2 separate regions of the Homo sapiens genome follow, and region 1 is linked to region 2. The links are chromatin loops, found by intact Hi-C in ENCODE. Cell type or tissue: heart left ventricle. All regions are shown on one strand. Each heading gives the region's core, and the rest is flanking DNA. Links, peaks and the distances in the headings are about the cores only.

What was found. Peaks named below come from ENCODE experiments on the same cell type or tissue, not always from the same donor. Only the 100,000 strongest peaks of a DNase experiment are listed, where the experiment ranks them.
Region 1: it touches region 2 in a loop (2.9-fold over the local background); 11 of 110 quality-filtered maps call a loop at or near these places.

What each region holds. Positions count from the first base shown.
Region 1 is chr1:234,861,772-234,864,674 of GRCh38, forward strand. The region is part of intron 2 of LOC107985365 (a long non-coding RNA gene); the gene reads right to left. Among named protein-coding and RNA genes, the nearest start is that of LINC02971, 94 kb to the right of the region's middle. In heart left ventricle, for the core only: no CTCF peak of the experiment used is centred there; a DNase peak (open chromatin) is centred at 1,440; H3K27ac peaks cover 2,036 bases.
Region 2 is chr1:234,917,844-234,920,746 of GRCh38, forward strand. No RefSeq gene overlaps it. Among named protein-coding and RNA genes, the nearest start is that of LINC02971, 38 kb to the right of the region's middle. RefSeq lists enhancers at 1-532, 2,533-2,903. In heart left ventricle, for the core only: no CTCF peak of the experiment used is centred there; DNase peaks (open chromatin) are centred at 778 and 1,508; H3K27ac peaks cover 2,500 bases.

The sequences.
Region 1 (2,903 bases), core at 189-2,688, 56 kb before region 2:
CTTGCCTTAATTTATTCTACCAGTATACCTACATGTATAGGAAGCATCCTGGGTAGCATGGTTCGTAGTAGCAAAAGATTGGAAGCAAATCAAATGTCTGTAATAGAAACCAGTTAGATAAATTTACGATGTGTCCATAACTAGGAAACTATTAAGCTGTAAAAAATGAATGAGGACGTTCTTTATGTACTGATTTGAAAGATGTCCAAGATATATACACAGGTAAGTGAAAAGAGCAAAGTCCAAACCAGTTTGCACAGAATGCTAACTTCTGTCAGCCTTGCCACATGGGTATTTTATTATAGTTTTAATTTGCATGTCTCTGAACCTAAGTGAGATTGAGTATTTTTTCATTCTCTCAAAGGCCGCTGCAGTTCCTTTCTGTGAAAGGGGGAAAGAAAAAGAAAAAATATATATGTACAAAGTTATACACACACATTTGTTTGTATATCATAAAGACACCCAAGAAATTAATATAAGTGGTTACTTGGGTTGGGGTTAATGGGAGCAAGGGTAGAAGTCATGGTTTTTATAGTTTTGATTTGTGAACCAAGAAAATGAATTATCTGTTCAAAAAGTAAACGTGAACGAAACAAGTCTTTCCCTACCAGTTCCTCAGGCTCTTGCTAAACCTATCATTTTCACATTTGCCAAATATTTCTCCCAGATCCAAATGTGACCCCGGAGGGATGGGGCAGGGTCAAGAATGAAGGGGCAGCCAGGGATGGCCCATGAGACCCACAGGGATCTCTCACGTGGATGGATGTCCTGCATGTTTTTAAAAGATGAGGTCAACAGGTGGGCAGCTGTTTTTCAAGAGGGGCCACTACCTGCTTTGGAACCAAACTGGCCACTGAGTCAGGACCTCTAGGCAAACCAAATTCATTAATAAGACAGTAGGCTCATGAGACCAGAGGGGAAAGAGAAGCCTTCCAAGCCCAGAACATTCCCCCTCCAGCCCTCAGTGCTACAGATGGGTCCAGCCTGATCTGACCTCCCTGTCGTATTTTGAGCTTTTCCCAGGATTCCAAATGGACAACTGCTCTATTGTTTCATTCCTTTATCTGCATTGGGAGGGCAGCCCTCCCCCTCGGGCTTTAAACGTTTTTCCAGCCTCAGGGGTCTCTGGCCACAGCTTTGCTTTACCTTCCTCTGCGGAAAAGCAAAAGCTGGCCAAGGCGCTACAAGATGAGACAGGCACATCTGCCACACATGGAAAGAAGAAAGCAAACTGGAGTTTCCAAAGCCGCCGGTCCCCGCAGGCCTGAGCGCTTGCAGCTTCTGCCTTTGATTCCTCTGATTTTATGAGCTCAGAGCACAACATGTTGGAAGTGAGCAGAGCAGCTGCCCAGGAAAGAATGCACCGGTTCCACGGTTGAGGACTCCAAGGGAAAGCACTGAGCGGCGTGGGGCACAGGCAGGGAGAGAGACGCCAATCCTCCACAAAACATCCGGTTCCCACCAGCCTGGGCTCTAGCCAAGTGAACTAGCTGAGTCGGTCTGGGGAGGTTCCAGTTCCTGGCCTTTTGTCATCGACTGGGGACAATGCATTTGCTATGATTGATGGAGGCCACAGATTTCATCCCCAGCCCCAGCCTGGGCTGCAGGATCCAAGTGAGCACTGGCCTACTGGGGGCTCAAGGCCACAACACTGACCACCAGGGAGGGCTCTGGGAGACAAGAGGCTGGAGGCTGGACTCTACTCCCCTGGGCATCATGCAGAGCCCTTGCCCTCTGTGCCCTGTCCCCTTCCAACCCCTCTGCCCAAGAGAAAGCTCAGAGTCCTTCCACATCCAGAAACACAGGACTGGTTTCTACAAGTCCATTTTTTTCCCCCATAATTAAGGACTGCAGAAGGAAAGATGATTCGGATCTGGCTCGCAAGCTCAATGACTGAGAAAAGGACGCCAGGTTCCCTGGTACTAGTGACTCATACGCTTTTCAGGAGCGTCAAGACACTGTGATACATTTCTCCTGCTCTCCACAAAACTGCTCAAGGGATGAGGGACTCCCATCAGCCAAGGCAAATATACCATTGCTGTCTAAAGTAGCCAGATCACACACACAGAGAGGTCCTGGAAATGCCATTGAGAATAGGACCTTCCTTCACCCAGCCCATTTGGCAGTCCATGGCAGGGAAGCAGCAGAATTGCAGCCTCCGCAGGACTTTTAGGAGCCTGATCCACAGACTAGAGAAATGTACCTCTCCAGGAAAAAAACAGTATAGTCCTCTCATCTCCTGAGACTCCCATCCCAGCCACCTGGCTGGGAATAAACAACTCCTGTGACAAGCAACTCATTGCCTCTCTGAGACCTGGGTGTGCCACTGAGATCCATGACATCCTTCTCCAGGCAGAGCTGACGTGTGTCTCTCTGTAAGTCCCTCCCACTCACTTCATACCTTGGACCCCTAGATGGATCCCTGTGGCAAGAAAAGACCCACTGGTGACTTGCAGAAGTGGGATGTGCTGTGAGCCTCCCCTGCCAAATGCTGCACTTGCTTGCATGAGTTGGAAGTCCCCATCAATCTCTTCATCCACGCCCATTCTTCCACTCCAGTGTTCCTATTTCTTTCTGAAAGTGTGAGCTCCAGAAAACAGTGCAGGCTGGGCAAGGGGCTCACACCTGTAATCCCAGCACTTTAGGAGGCCAAAGCAGCAGGATCAGTTGAGGCCAGGAGTTCAAGACCAGCCTGGGCAACACGATGGGACCCCATCTCTAAATAAATGATTAGCTGGGCATAGCGGCACATTCCTGTAATCCAAGCTACTTAGGAGGCTGAGTCAGGAGGATCACCCCCTCAGGAGTTTGGGGCTGTAGTAAACCATGATCATGCCACTGCTCTCCAGCCTGGGCAACAAAGCAAGATCCTATCTCTATAAAAATAAATAAGCCAGGCATGG
Region 2 (2,903 bases), core at 279-2,778:
AATGACAACACTGCTGTCACTGAGGGCCCCCAAGCCCTCCTTCCGGTCAGAACTGAAGAACGTGCCCTCCTCTCAGCTGCCCTGGGCCCTGTGACCATTCTCCTTGCCAAATGAAGTCTTCGGTGCCACCAATTGCAGTGGGTAAACGGCCTGCCTCCCACTGAGGGGGCCGAAGGGCCGAGACCGGAGGTAGGTAAGATGGAAAATGCCCAGGTCGCTGCCTGCAGAGCAGGTGAGGACCTGTGTGTGATGAGCACGCCTCTCCCAGGGGCCGACCCGGGGAGAACCACCCCTGACCCTCTGGACGACCGGCACTCAAGGGTCCTGCAGGGCCTGCCCCAAGCACTGTGCTTCTCCCGTGCGAATGCCATTAAGTTTTTTGTTCATTGTTACATGCCTAACAATTGGGAATGTTTTACTTGGAAGCGGTGTGTGATTCCCATCATGCTGTACTTCCTTTGTACTGAACAAGTGTTATTTAATGGGGCAGTTTTGATTGTTTTGGAGATAGGCGTCTATTTGGGAAGAGGCGGGGTTTGTGTGAGTTTGATTGTATTGGCCAGCTTCCTCTATTTTTTCTGGGAAATCCTTCTTCCCGTGTGTGTAGATGGCAAGTCTTACAGAACCGCATAACCACGCAGCCTGTGAGACCCTTGCTCTGGACGGCTTTGAGGCGTCCGACCCAGCCTGCAGCTCCAGAGTCCTGGAGGAGGCCACAGAGGGTGGGGGCAGAGGCTAAGTTTGTGGCGCCTGGGAAAGTCACACTTCGGTAAAGCCATCAGTGCAAGCTTGCCTGTCCCTTTCACAGGCCGTATCGAGTTCCAAATGCAATTCCAGAGGCCTCTTGCTTTCTTCTGGGTCAGGCAGGCTTGGGGCCCCTTCCTTCCCGTCCCTGGGCCCCCTCCCCCACACTGAGAGGCCTTTCCTCTCTCAGGGAATGGCAGCTTTCAATTAAAGAATGACCATTGTTCCTTCTGGGGGAAAAGAGGCCCCGTCCCCTCCGTCCTTTCTCATATCCTGTTTCTGGTTTCTAAGACCCTCCACCTCGGGGCCAAGGCTTTTGCACCCACCTGACACTCCTGCGTTTCCTGCTCCTGCCCCCCTTACTCTTGCCCTCCAGCTTCTGGCCTTTCCCTTGCAGGCCTTCCTGGCCACTAAGGCCCCCCACGCCTGGTGCCCTCCATCCTGCACAGCCCTGGCCTCTGATTTACCTGGGCAGCTCTGCCTCCTCTTTCCTCACCTTCATGCTCCATTGGTCTCGGGCACATTTACCCGGGACGTAGCCTGAGAGACACACAGCGAATTCCCCGAACAGAGTCCTTCGCCCTTCCGGGCAGGCATCACTCAGGACGCACACTGCAGACAGCTTGCTACCACCGGGGAGGGAGGTGACTCTCCCCATGTCTTAATGCCCACATGAGCTCCAGGCAGTGTCCTGCCTCACAGACGCATGTGGCCACCGAGTTGCATGCCAGCTGCCCCTCCCTGGAGGAGCCATTTCTTTTGGCTGCTGGGGCCAGGCCTATGTCCTGCCCTCCCCCTGAGGCCCAGGAGCAGTGCTGGCTGGCTTGGAAGCCCAAAGCCAGAACATCCTTCCTATCTTTTGCAGCCAAAAGCTATTTTCTGTTTACCTCTGGAAGTTCACTTCCTTCTGAATACTGAAAAAATTCTACTGGGATCATTGCCCTACACAGAAAAGCAGACAGAGTTGGGAGTTGAACCCAAGAACCTAGAACCCCGCCAAATGCAAGGTAACCTGAGGGCACATCCCTCAGTCCTCGTGCCTCTCTCTTTCTGTGTGGTCTTGCTGTGAAGGAGTGGTGCAGAAACGTTTTAGAAGAAAGCTCTGGACATAGACACACTCCTGTTCTCTGCCTGTCTTATCCCCACTGCTATGGCCAGGAAGAGAGAGAAACATGCTTTGAGGATTTTGCAATTTCATCCTCCTGGGTTTATAAAATGTCTTTTTTTTTTCTTTTGAGACGGAGTTTTGCTCTTGTTGCCCAGGCTGGAGTGCAATGGCATGATCTCAGCTCACTGCAACCTCTGCCTCCCAGGTTCAAGTGATTCTCCTGCCTCAGCCTCCCGAGTAGCTGGGATTACAGGAGCCTGCCACCACGCCCAGCTAATTTTGTATTCTTAGTAGAAATGGGGTTTCACTATGTTGGTCAGGCTGGTCTTGAACTCCTGACCTCAAGTGATCCACCCGCCTTGGCCTCCCAAAGTGCTGGGATTACAGGCGTGAGCCACCACACCTGGCCTAAAATGTCTTAAACCCACATTTGACCCAATTTCACATAAAAATTAGTAGTTTTTCTGATACACAGGCGTACTTGTCAGAGGAGTTAGGTGTTCCCTGCTTCATGTCCCCAGAGACCAAAGCTGCCACCTCTCTCTGGGTCTGACCAGGCTGGGCTCACCACCACCCCACCCAGCCGTTCTTCTTTCTGCTGGACCCTCCTCCAGCTGGCACCACTGGGGGCCCCTCTCCTAGCACCCCACAGCACTTTCCTGCTCAGCCCTCACCACTGCCACTTGCTACTGCCACAGCCACGCCTCCTCCCAGCCCCTTCCATTCATGCAGAGCTCACACAGAACCTCAGTTCCCTCCAGCTTCCCAAAAGGGACAGCCGATCCGGGCACAGTGGTCCATGCCTGTAATCCCAGCACTGTGGGTGGCAGAAGTGGGAGATTGTTTGAGCCCAGGAGTTTGAAACCTGCCAGGGCAACATAGAAGACTTTGTCCCTATTAAAAAATAATGTATAAAAAATCAAAATAAAAGAAGCAGCCAGTGCAGGTCAGGCTACCTCCTTCTGTCCTGGGACCTTGTGCAGAAACAGCCCCCTTCAGCTGAGCGGCTTGGTGGGTGACATTCACTTCTGAATTCTTTGGGAGTCTCTTT